2 separate regions of the Homo sapiens genome follow, and region 1 is linked to region 2. The links are chromatin contacts, found by Hi-C or POLR2A ChIA-PET in ENCODE. All regions are on one chromosome and are shown on one strand. Each heading gives the region's core, a stretch centred on a gene start or an enhancer-like site at or near the end of the contact. The rest is flanking DNA. Distances are from core to core; before and after follow the strand shown.

The links. A loop is a pair of places that touch in the nucleus more often than their neighbours do. ChIA-PET counts read pairs that join two places held with the same protein, here RNA polymerase II (POLR2A). Pooled maps may share reads with other maps.
Region 1: a loop to region 2 is called in a pooled map, with 5 times the contacts of the local background. The contact joins two enhancer-like sites. A Hi-C loop is called at or near these places in 10 of 37 single-sample maps with no recorded cell type and 7 of 50 pooled maps. POLR2A ChIA-PET finds 5 or more read pairs at or near these places in 3 of 52 experiments (AG04449, PC-9 and activated T-cell).

Annotation. Positions count from the first base shown.
Region 1 is chr7:116,583,928-116,590,537 of GRCh38, reverse strand. The region is part of intron 2 of COMETT (cytosolic oncogenic antisense to MET transcript); the gene reads left to right. Among named protein-coding and RNA genes, the nearest start is that of CAV1, 62 kb to the right of the region's middle. RefSeq lists an enhancer at 2,102-2,201. Within about 2 kb of position 2,162, at least 9 of the 41 ENCODE cell types and tissues checked have a DNase peak (open chromatin) inside an H3K27ac peak, as active enhancers do.
Region 2 is chr7:116,464,281-116,470,542 of GRCh38, reverse strand. All of the region lies in intron 1 of CAV2-DT (CAV2 divergent transcript), which reads left to right. Among named protein-coding and RNA genes, the nearest start is that of CAV2-DT, 32 kb to the left of the region's middle. Within about 2 kb of position 4,627, at least 7 of the 41 ENCODE cell types and tissues checked have a DNase peak (open chromatin) inside an H3K27ac peak, as active enhancers do.

The DNA of each region.
Region 1 (6,610 bases), core at 913-3,412, 120 kb before region 2:
TTTATCATTACACATTGTATGCATTTATCAAAGTTTCACATGTACCCCAGAAATATGTATGGTCATTATGTATCAATAAAAAATTTAGCTTTCTTAAAATACAGACTTTCTTTTTTTTTTCTTTGTTAAAAGGATAATGGTCTCATTCAAGGATTTTAATAGAAACCTCATCCCAGTTGACTAATTCCAAATTATTTATCATTCGCTATGTTTTCTTGTGTGCTCTTGCAGCTAAAATAAACTCCACTCATTTAACTCTTTCATTAGCATATACTCTGTCGTGATTTCTTCTGTTGCCTTCATTGAAGAGACTAATTCCTTCTGATAAACAACTTCTCTAACACACACACACACACACACCCCTCTAAGACTTAAGGCTTAAGGCGACTGGGAGCAATTTATTACATTGTTGTTGAAAGCATCTTTCTTAGTACGATGCATATGCATGGAAGGGAGGTCTGGCCTAAAATAAGTAAAATGACATGTGATTTATAAAGGTTGGGTGTAATATCTATAATTAATTTTATCTTTTTTACACCTAAGCCCACTCTGCCCCCAAACTTCTGCCTTATTATCAAATTACTGTGCAAAAAAAGAATATCACTCCCATATGTACGTCAAATATTCAGAACTAGTTACTTTGTACATTTTAAAATGTAAAATCCATATGGTTTTCTACCATCCAATTAAGGGATAACCCTTATGTATCCAGAAGAAAAACAGGTAGAAATGTCACCTAAGTAAGTGTTTAATAGTATTATACAAAAATAATTAATATGTTAAATAATGGCCACAACACACTATAAAACCCTGCACTGCCTTCTGAAATGAATATTAAATTTTATTTATGAGAAGTTCAGCATTGTGGATGTGATTGAGTTAAATTTCTTAAAAACTGCTGAAGTTCTGTAACTGTACATGATAGTATGCTCATAATTTTTTTCAGAATATATGATTAGACAGAATATCCTAAGGGAAGTCTCATATACCTACTTTAATTCCACCACCTGAAGGACAATATGAGTTGCCTCTTCTCCCTGGTCGTATTAAGGAACCACAATTTGAAAATGATTTTATCAGCATGAATGCTGTGATTCTGCATTCATTAGAGTGACAAACATTACTCTGCAGATGAAAATACAAATTCTTTAGTAACAAGAAATTCCAGACAGGAATATTGTTGTGCCTGCATATTATACTTATTTATTCCATTAATCTATCCAGATACTTATCTTTTTTCTAAAGAGTAATGTCATTAGTATTGTCTTCTACAGAGTCTTCAGTGATTAAATACACTTATTTCTATGCAGCTTAGTTTTATATCATAAATGTCCAGTAGATGGCAGTGCATGCACTAGAATTCACAGAATATCCTCTCAAACCCTAACCACAGCTATTTTTTAAATCTGCATTTTGGAAACATTGATAAGGTCTCACACAATAAGATTAAAAGTCAGCATTAAGCACTGGCTTCTTATTTTTAGCCTCAGACAACCAATGGAAATGAAACCTGTATCTACATGTTTTATTTCATTGTGTTTGAACAAGATTTTGGCACAATAAAAAAAAAGGGAAATCATTAACTTAAAACATCCTCAAACCCTGAAATGATAAATGCAATAAACCAATATTCTGTAAGTTTTCTTGAATTGTCAGAGGGGGGCAGACTGGAGGGTGTGATTTGCGGATAGGATGCTGCCCTTTAATATGAGTAGCAAAGTCCTGGATAATGCTTGTCCTAGAAACTGTCCTTGTGTGTTGAAGACATAACTTGTAGATGATGTAGGGAGGGTTATTGTTAAATACTGAAAAGTGGCTGTCATACAGGCTTCCAGTCTGATTTGTCAACGTGAAAAACTTGGAGGGCAGTGGGGAGGCTTCGGGAGGGAGGGAGGGAGGGAGAGAGAGAGAATTGATTTTGTTTTCCCCTAAAGGAGAGGAAGTGTCCAGGGAAGCTCTGCCTTTGTGGTTTTTCTTGTGTGCCTCAAAACACTTAGGCAAGATAAAGAACCTCTCTCACTCTACTGGGTAGTAGAGAGGAAGAATCATTGTTTCCAAGAGTCGATGCACTGAGAGCATCCACTAGGCGTTTTGTCAGGCCAGAAATAAGCAAGTGCTAGGCAGCAGGATGTGGTGAGGCCACTGGGTCAGGGGAAGGTTGGGGAGAGCCTGCTCATAATGAAATGACTGGGAATGTACCAGCTGAAGTCCCTGACTCTGTTTGAAACCAGGATGCATACAGCATGGTGTAAAAGAGCATGGAGTACAAACACAGGGAGAGTGAGAGGAGATTAAGCAAGTGTAAGCCAAATCTCCACACCCACACTCACTGGACCCTGAATGCTCTTCTCCTCCTCTAGTTTTCACAAGGCCATCATCTTCTTGGTCTTCAGGTCTCAGACTTACAGTAAATATTTCTCCAATAAGTGAATGAATGGATGATAATGCAGAGAAAATTAACATTCCAATCCCAAGAGTTTGAACGTACAAAAGAGGCAGGAACTACTGCCACGATAATGGTAGCAGGAGGAGAGAGCTCCTCTGTGGGGAGGGTGGCTCTGTGTCCCACTGTACAGAGGCACGGTAGTCAGGATGAGAACCTAAGAAGAGCTCAAGACAACCTTACTTCTGGGTGAAGACTCAAAAGAATTGAAATCAGGGCCTTGAAGAGATATCTGTACCCTCGTGTTCATAGCAGCATTATTCACAACAGCCAGAAGGGGAAAGCCACCCAAATGTCCGTGGATGAATGAATGAATAAACAACATGCAGTATATACATAGAATGGAATATTAGCCTCTAAAAGGACATATGTATTAGTCTGTTTTCACGCTGCTGATAAAGACATACCCAAGACTGGACTGGGCAATTTACAAAAGAAAGAGATTTGCTGCACCCATCAACCCATCATCTAAGTTTTAAACCCTGCATGCATTAGGTATTTGTCCTAATGCTCTCCCTTGCCCCCCACCCTCAACAGGCCCCGGTGTGCAATGTTCCCCTCCCTGTGTCCATGTTTTCTCATGGTTCAGCTCCCACTTATAAGTGAGAACATGCGTTGTTTGGTTTTCTGTTCCTGTGTAAGTTTGCAGAGAATTATGGTTTCCAGCTTCATCCATGTCCCCACAAAGGACATGAACTCATCCTTTTTTATGGCTGCCTAGTATTCCATGGTACATATATGCTATATTTTCTTTATCCAGTCAATTATTGATGGGCATTTGGGTTGGTTCCAACTCTGTGCTATTGTATATAGTGCTGCAATAAACATACATGTGCATGTATACCTATGTAACAAACCTGCACGTTCTGCACATGTATCCCAGAAGTTAAAGTAAAATAAAAAAAAAGAAAAGGCAATTAGAACCAAAAAAAAAAAAAAAAGAAAGAGGTTTAATAGGCTTACAGTTCCACGTGGCTAGGGAGGCCTCATAATCGCGGTGGAAGGTGAAAGGTACTTCTTACATGGCTGCGGCAAGAGCAAGCTTGTGTAGGAGAACTCTCCCTTGTAGAACCATCAGATCTCACGAGACTTACTCACTATCGTGAGAATAGTACAGGAAAGACCTGCCGCTATGATTTAATTACCTCCCACTGGGCCCCTCCCACGACACGTAGAAATTGTGGGAGTTACAATTCAAGATGAGATTTCGGTGGGGACAGAGCCAAACCATATCAATATATATTCTGATACATGCTACGACATGGGTGAACCTTGAGGACATTGTGCTAAGTGAAATAAGCCAGTCACAAAAAGACAAATACTGCTTGATTCCACTTGTATGAGGTATCTAGGGTAGATAAGCTTATAGAAACAGAAATTAGAATGGCGACTGCTAGGGACTCAGAAGAAAGAAATGGGGAATTGTCCAATGAATAGAGTTTCAGTTTTGAAAGATTAAAAAGGTTCTGGAAATTGCTTAACAATGTGAATATACTTTACTAACTGTACACTTAACATGGTTGAGAAGGTAAATATGTTATGTGTATATTTACCACAATTAAAAAAATGTTAAACAGGAAAAAAGAGGTCAAGAGTAGATCATGCAGGGCAGAGTACGTTAGCCAGCATCTCTTTGGGGCTGAGGTTTCTTCCTATATAGTTCAGCTTTGTTTAAGTCTTAGGGATTTATGCATTTTTAGCTCAACACTCGTGCCACCTATGCTAACTGGGCCTTGACCTTACAATACTGCCATCTTGCCAGTTTTGTTAACGGAGGTGCTGCATCTCTTAAAAGGCGCTGGCCTGTTGCCTGTAGGGCTGGGGTCCTGCCTTGTTCTTGCAGTTCCTTTTCTTCTTTCACTTTATCCTTGTGTAGCGGTGGAGTCTAACCTCGAGACCCTGACTTCCTGTTCATTGACTTTCCTAAAGATAACCCCTGCCTGCACTGATTTCCTGGACTATCTGTTCCAATTACAGTGACCAGCTGCCCTGGATTACTGAGGCTGTCCTGATTTTAGCTCTCCAAGTCCTGTAACCTGGGAAATACCTCAGTCCTGGGGCAGTTTAGGGCAGTGGGTCACCCTCTCTGTTACCACCCTCTGTCAGTGTTTCCTCGGTGTTTGACCCTTCAAGTCCTGTCCAGGGGCCCTCAGTGGCAAGGGTGATCCTGGCCAGGGTGCCAACTACACAGCCTGGAGTACTAGGCTGTCCCCAGAGCATACCTAGAGCAACTGATACAGGCAGGGAGGATGAGGAAAAGCTAAGGATGTGGAAGGCATTGAAATTCAAACATGGGAAGTCAAGAAGAGGAAACTCGGTGCTAAGAACTAACATTTAAGAACTGTGCTGATATTTTTATGTGAATGAACTCATTTAATCCTTGCAATCTTATAAATTAGAGACTATAATGATCACCATTTACAGGTGAGAAAACTGAGACAGACAGAGAAGAGGTAATTGTTTATACTGGACTTCGAACTCAGATCATCTGATATGAACTCAGTGGCCCTGGGAGCTTGAGAACAGACTGATATCTGGTCCCACGCCTAGAAAACCTAATGTAGTTGGCTTAGGATATGGCCTGGGTATTGGGATTTTTATAAAATCCCCAGGTGATTTTACTGTGTACCTAGGGTTTTGGAACCATCACAGTTTATAAACCTGGCTTTCTAATAGCTCCTCAATTCTACCTTCCATAAAGGTGAAGGTTCAGAAGACAGGCAGAGCTGGGGAAGTCAGGAACTAAAGGTAGGGCTGGAAGCAATGAGAAAAGTTTCTCCGGTGGTTTCCGTGAATACAGCTGCATGCTGTTGCTTCCTTCTTTTGGCTACTGACCATGGGTAAATCAGACAGGTTTAGATATACCTGGTCAGGACAAATGCCACTGGACCGTCTGTTATCTCTTGACGTCTTTTCCAGTTGTCGTGTCCTACGTGCACATGGGGCCGGGTGTGCCTGACTTTGTACCTTCCCTTTGCATCTGGGCTAGATTAACATCAAACCCTGGCCCCTTCCAGAATTCCTGTCTTCTAAAAGTTACCCTGCCTTAAGAAAAAGACCTTTCTCATCCAACTCCATGACTTTACCCTGTGAAAAGAGCCAGAACCAGGATGTAGATTTTGAGGTTTTACTTGAGATGGGAAGAGTTTACCATGTCCTTGGAAAAATGTATTAGTTATGCATGCCTACACGAGTTATTTATAAGCCTGTGTACCATTCTTAAGTAGCTAATTCCTTTTGTTATTTATCCAGAGAACCTCTCCAAGGTACTAAGAAAGTAGAAACATCCACACTTTGGATGGTTAACTCAACATTGACATTGATTTTTGAGACATTGACATTAACATTGATTTTTAGGCAAAATAATGGAAACTACCAGGCCCCTAGTGCCACAGACTCTTCTCACAACCCTGGGTTTGAGTACTTCCTACAAACCAAATATTGTATAGTAGTCCTGGAACATGGCCTATCTATAATCAAGAAAACCAGGTGTTACAAAGGTCTAATTTCCGATACATTGAGTAAGAATCCAATTCCTGTCAGTGGATGCAGGAGTTTCAAGAAACTTCATTCTTCTTTTGGGGTCAAACTTAAAAGAAGTTTGAAAATGCAATCAATTTCAGATTTCCAGTCACTTTGTTTCCTAAAAAGTTAGAGTTTGTTTTGATAATCCTGTGGTACTGATAGAAATACAGGGATAGATTAATTTTTTTCTTTCTTGGTCTTTTTGGGCCAGGAGAAGTTTTTTGAGACAGCTTGCTGGGATGGGGGTGGAGGTGGCTCTGGTCATAGGACAGGGTGAAGCCCTGGGTGGTATTTGTGAGCCAGTATCAGCAACACTAGTACTGGCCAGTAGTAAGTGAAATGTTAGCAAATCACAGTCACAGGATAAATTCAGCCCACTGCCTATTTTTCCCCCAATAAAACAGTTTAATTGGAACACAGCCATGCCCATTCATTCACCTATTATCTCTGGTTGCTTTAGTGCCAAAATGGCAATGTTCACTCATTGTGACAAAGACCATATGACCTGCAAAGCCTAAAAAATATTTGCTATCTGGTCTAGAAAAAGTTTGTTAAACTCTGTAGTAAGCTATTCACAGAATTAGAAGAGAATTGGTTGAAAAATATTCAACATGTCTATATCAACTTTTGGGAGTCAAGACC
Region 2 (6,262 bases), core at 3,378-5,877:
AGTTTACATGTGAAAATTACACTTCAATAAAGTTGATTAAAATATGTCATCAATAAAACAAAAGGGAACATAATGTACTGCTACTTGGCTGATGAATGGAAACATTTTGAAGAGTTCGATGGTAGGCTTAGCCAGGGGTGCTTTAGGTGCTTGCTTACTGCAAGAAACAGGATACAAAAATATGTAATTATGGCAGGAAGGTAATTGTGTTCATTCACTAAGTTGGATCCTTAATCTCATATATCCTATTACCACTTGTTTCTGGTTTGAAACAAAAGCATCCTCCAGTTAGCTGGGCATCATCATTCTTGCTCATCTTAGAAAACACTTCAGTCTTTTGTCATCTGTTTATTGCACTCACCTGAATTAAAACAATCATTCTGTGAAGTAAAAATAACATGTGAACATAAACATAGCTATAGTGGAATGATTAAGTAATAGAGCAGTAAATACCTGGAAGTTACTGTGCCCAATATCTGAGGCCAAGGAAGTGGAATGGCTGCCCAAAGTCACAAAACTAGTTAGAGGCAAAGCCTTTATTTTTACACTGATTTTTTTTTCTTTTAATTGGTAATGCATTTAAAAATGTAATTCCTCCTCCTTGTTTCTTGTACTCTGTCCTTCTCTGTCCTGTCCCTATGTCTCCCTAGATGGGCTTCTGCCTTTCTTATGCTCATCTTTCCGGTTCACATGTCTCTGCCTTGACTTTCATCACCCCCTCATCTGAAATGTCCTTTGGATTCTCAGCAAATGCAGCTGGTGAAGAAAAGTTGTCATGTTGTACACCAATGTGTTTTTATTTCTTATATGTCTTACTTGAGGTCTTACAACAACTTACATTAATGTACATAATGAAATATACTCACCTAAATCATGTTTAACTCAACCTTTGTGACGACCAGTCTCTTTCAACACTTTCTGAGAATCTGTCTGCTTTAAGAAGGTTTTTCTAATCCATAGTTAATGTCTCCTTATACCCTTAGTAGCTATTTTGTAATTTATTATTTTTTTGAATTAGGTTTTCATAGGCACTATGTCACAAACCATATATAAAATAATGCCTTTAGCGAATTTATTATTTAATGTCTAAGGGCACTCCTCTTGTAAGACAGAATTATTTGTTTTGATCTGAGATGTATGAAGGATGATTATAGGCATTGCTCTATGACTGTAAAAAAAATGCACTGAGGCTGGGCATGGTAGCTCGACGCCTGTAATCTCAGCACTTTGGAAGGCTGAGGTGGGCGGATGACTTGAAGCCAGGAGTTTGAGACCAGTCTGGCCAACACAATGAAACCCCGTCCCTACTAAAAATAGAAAAAATTAGCTGGACATGGTCACATGCCTATAATCTCAGTTACTTGGGAGGCTAAGCCATGAGAATCACTTGAATCTGGGAGGCAGAGGTTGCAGTGAGCCGAGATCAGGCCACTGCATTCCAGCCTGGGTGACAGAGTGAGATGCTTTCTCAAAATAAAATACAATTTTAAAAAAGAAAAATGCATTGAATTTCTATAGCCATGTTTGAATTACAAAATTGATTTGCTTATCAAGGACTAATCTTCAGTCAATAATTTTATGAAAAAGAATTTTCCAGTAAAACACAAAATCTCATTTAACAAGTTACTTTTATAATACATTAGAAGCCAGACCCTAATTAGAATACATTTTTCTCCTTTAGATGTCCTTGGTATGCAAATTAAATTAGAATTCCTAGGACTTATATAGACGTGTCTCATCTCCTATGAGACAGCACGTCTTTTATTTCTTTTGTATTATCTTACTTAGGAAGGAAGGAAGGAAGGAAGCAAGGAAGGAAGGAAGGAAGGAAATGACAGCTCTATACCCCAACATTTTCTGTGTAGCATTTTTATAAGTAGAAAAAAAATCCAAATTGAGAAGCATGGGTCAGCAAAAGATCTGGATAAAGTACTCATGTTAATTTAACCAAAAATGCTCTTTACTTTTACTCTCAAAATGTGTTGTGCATTGCTTTAATTCAGAAAATTCAGAAAGAAACAACAGAAAGGGCATGTAAAGAAGTTTAGTAAGTGCCTTTTCTAGCTACTGTCTATACTCTCTCGATACTCTTCTGAACACTGGTAGATGAGATCCAAGATTCTTACACTAGTGAATGCAGTGCTACATATAGCCTTGTTCAAATTACTATTCATCATGAGTTTTTCCTCTATGTAACTGGCAACTTAATCTTACCTGTAGTATGGGATACATTATAGTTGGATTGAATATTGGTCAAATCCCTCACTTTCCCCCAGGAATTCATTTCCTCTCCTATATCTCAAGTGAATTGCACTCCTGGCCACACTGTTGCCATGCTGGAAACCTTTCTTCTCCTTTTCCTCACTCCTCAGACAGGTGGCAAGATGGTGATGGTGAAAGCAGGTCTGCAAACCTTCCCAGCCACCTCTCTCCCACCCAACCATAATCTACCTTGGGAGGAGGGCTCTCTTTTTGTCTTACTCACCTACCATGCTTTTGTTGTGATACTGTTAACAGCATAACAGATGAACACGCTGGATCCGGAAGCCTGAAAGTCTAAATTTCTTTTCATGACAAAAATAAAAAAAAGATGCTACAAGTGAGGAGCAAAATTAGCAAGGGCCTGTGAGGTTAGAGAGAAATAGAAGGAAAGATTTAAGCTGCTGCTGTGAGGAGCAGACCTAGGAAAAAGGAAGACATATGGGCTGGGCGCGATGGCTTATGCCTGTAATCCCAGCACTTCAGGAGGCTGAGGCGGGAGGATTGCTTGATGCCAGGAGTTCAAGGCCAGCTGGGCAACTTAGCAAGATCTCTTCTCTACAAAATAATTATTTTTAAAAAAGGGACGTACGTTATGTAAAAAAGATACATGCACATGCATGTCTATAGCAGCACAATTCGCAATTGCAAAGATATAGAACGAACCTAAGCGCCCATCAACCAATGAGTGGGTAAAGAAAATGTGGGTATATACACCGTGGAATACTACTCAGCCATAAAAAGGAATGAAATAATGTCTTTTGCAGCAACTTGGATGGAACTAGAGGCCATTATTCTAAGTGAAGTAACTCAGGAATGGAAAACCAAATATCGTATGTTCTCACTTATAAGTGGGAGCTAATCTGTGAGGACATAAAGGCATAAGAATGCTATAATGGACTTTGGGGACTTGGGGCGAAGGGTGGGAGGGAGGTGAGGAAAAAAAGACTACATATTGAGTACAGTGTACACTGCTTGGGTGACGGGTGCACCAAAATTTCAGAAATCACCACAAAATAACTTATTCATGTAACCGAAAACTACCTGTACCCCCAAAATGATTGAAACAAAAACATGAAAAAGGGACATGTACTCAAGGACAGTTTTAGGAAAATTTCATATGTAATATGTTATGCAAACACCACTTCAGTGACCCACAGAAATCCTCAGTAAGGCCTAATTTATGTTTTTTTATATGTCTTCCATTTAAAAAAGTATTTTCTTATCAATGTTTTTCTCCTTTTCTGAATTTTAACTAATAGACTTCTTTTTATATCAGTTTTAGGTTTGTAGAAAAATGAGTTGAAAGTAAAGAGATTTCCTATATTACCCTCTCATCTCAGTTTTCCCTGTTCCTGAGACATTGTATTAGTTGTACATTTGTTTCAGTTGATAAGCCAATATTAATATATTATCACTAAAATCCATAGTTTACATTAGATTTTACTTATTGTGGCTTTTGACAGATGCATAAGGGCACATATCTACCATTACAGTATCATACAGAATAATTTCATTGCCCTAATAATCTCTATGCTCTGCCTATTCATCCTTCCCTTCCCTTAAACTCCTGGCAACCCCTGATCTTTTTCCTGTCTCCATAGTTTTGCCTTTTCCAAAATACCATGTTAAACATCTGAGAAACATGAACTGGAAAACAAATTAAGTGAAAACAGTTATCTGTCTCTAAGCCAAAGATGACAGATGGATCCTGGAGGAAGTGAAGTGCAATGATTCTTATCCTTCCAATCTAGGTTTGCCCTACAACCAAATGAATATTTTTTTTTGCAAGTTATACCAAATAGTAAGCAATCTCCTCTCTCTGTCTCTCTCTCTCTCTCTCTCTCTCTCTCTCTCTCTCTCTCTCACACACACACACACACACATTAAATATTTTCTAGTATTTATATAGCATTTATACTTATAGATGTTATCTTAAACTTATTTTTGTTTTGTATGTGGTGTTAGTGTCAAATAATAATTGAACGTGACTTTCTTCTCTCCATTTTTCCTAAGTGGTTGAAATGATGGCTCACTGAACAATTACATTCTGATAAAATATTTATGGTTTTCTCTATTTTTCCTGCAGAGAGGAAAATATATTCCTGTGTGAGTATAATAATTTTATTCAGATGTATGTATTTAATACTTTTTCAAAATTTAGGAAGATTGGCAATTTCGAGTGCTGGTGGGGGTCTTTCTTCAAACGTCCATTGGGAAGAAAGTTCTACTTTTTTAAGGCATTTGGGTCAGTTCCTTCCCTCTAGACTTAGGGAATTAGTGACTAAAGATGGTTATTGTGGAAAAAGAAGATAAGAAAGGATGAGTCACTTGGTAGGCTTTTGACTCAGCATTTTTAGTTCATAGGTGATGTCCTAAGGCCTGAAAGCTTACTATAAATGAATAACTCAACTGACACATCTTTGGCTAATTTGAAATCTCTGGGCTTTTTAAGGTTACAATATCACCTTAGAAAATATTAGCATATGGTTGTAGCTAGTAGTTATTCCATGAAAATTATATTTTTCTGTTTTATACCTAAAAATGTTCCACATGTAAGAAATTGTTATATTTTTGCTTGGCATATCTTCTTTGTTGTTAAACTTTAAAAATATAATAAAAATTCATGAGCTATTTTTTCATTAAGGCAATCTTATATTTTAATCATGCATTTCATAGGAAACTTTTACAACTATTTTTAGAGCATTAATTATGCATTATGAAACTATCCTAAAATAAGGGTAAAACAATAGAGATGTTACTTACAATTCCTTTTATCCACAAAAAGAATAAGTTTTGGTAATTTGAGAACTTTGAAATGAAATCTTCATTTTCGGATAATGCTTAAGGCAGTATTAAGCAGAGGGCCAACTGCTTGAATTCAAAATTGAAGGGGAGTGAGAATTAAATTGTTCTGCATGAGAAATGCTGAGAGATACAGAAAGGAGTGAAAAAAAAGAGACCAGCAGAGAGATGGAGTGGTTGCTGGGAGAAATGAGTGGAGAGAGAGGGAAGATAGGTGATTGGGGGAGGAGAAGGGGGTTTGAGACTGTGAGAGGAACTAGCTGCTGAGAGTCCGAAGAGCCTGGGAAGAGGTAAGTCTAATGAGTAACATTTGAGTGAAGTGCTGGGCAATTCTGTGTCTCTTTATAAAATATTCCCTAAATGTACATTGGAATATAAAGTTTTTAAACATGTCAGGTTGGTTTGTGAAGCAGTGAAGAAGAGGACATGAAGAAAAGCTGTGTTATATAAGTAAAAATAATGCATAAATCTAGAAGTCTCCACAGTGTTCCCAGTTTTAATGAGGATGAAGAGCTATTTAAAATACTTAAAATATCTATAATGACATGAGGTGTTGTCATACATGCCATACTCTCTGATTCCTTGATTTGTTTAGCAAATGATTTAGAAAGACTAGCACATGATAACATAACTTTGGGGTTCAATATGAGTGAGTATGGAACATGACAAGTAATTATGAATCATTAATATGGAAATTTCTTCAACATCATTTAAGGGGCAGCATATTTTATAGCTCCTACTCTAGCAGGAATTATGCTTATTAAATGAGAAAATGAGATTGAATTTACAGAAGTGTCCATAGAACATGAACATGACTCAGAACTATTCTGTTGTATGAATATGCCATCATTTGTTTATCCATTCAAATATTGATATAACTTACTGAATAACGTGGGTTATTTCCAGTTTTGGGTTATGATGAATATAATTCCTATGAATCCTTACGTACAAATCCTTTTGCAGATACATGTTTTCATTTTTCTTGCGTAAAACAGGGGAAAGAATTGTTAGGTTATATGATGAATAGATGTTTAACTTCACATGAAAATGAAGAAAAGGCCAGGCATGGTGGCTCACGCCTGTAATCCCAGAACTTTGGGAGGCCAAGGCAAGAGGATCACTTCAGCTCAGGAGTTTTAGACCAGCCTGAGCAACATAGAGAGACCTCGTCTCTACAAAAAAAAAAAAAAAAAAAAAA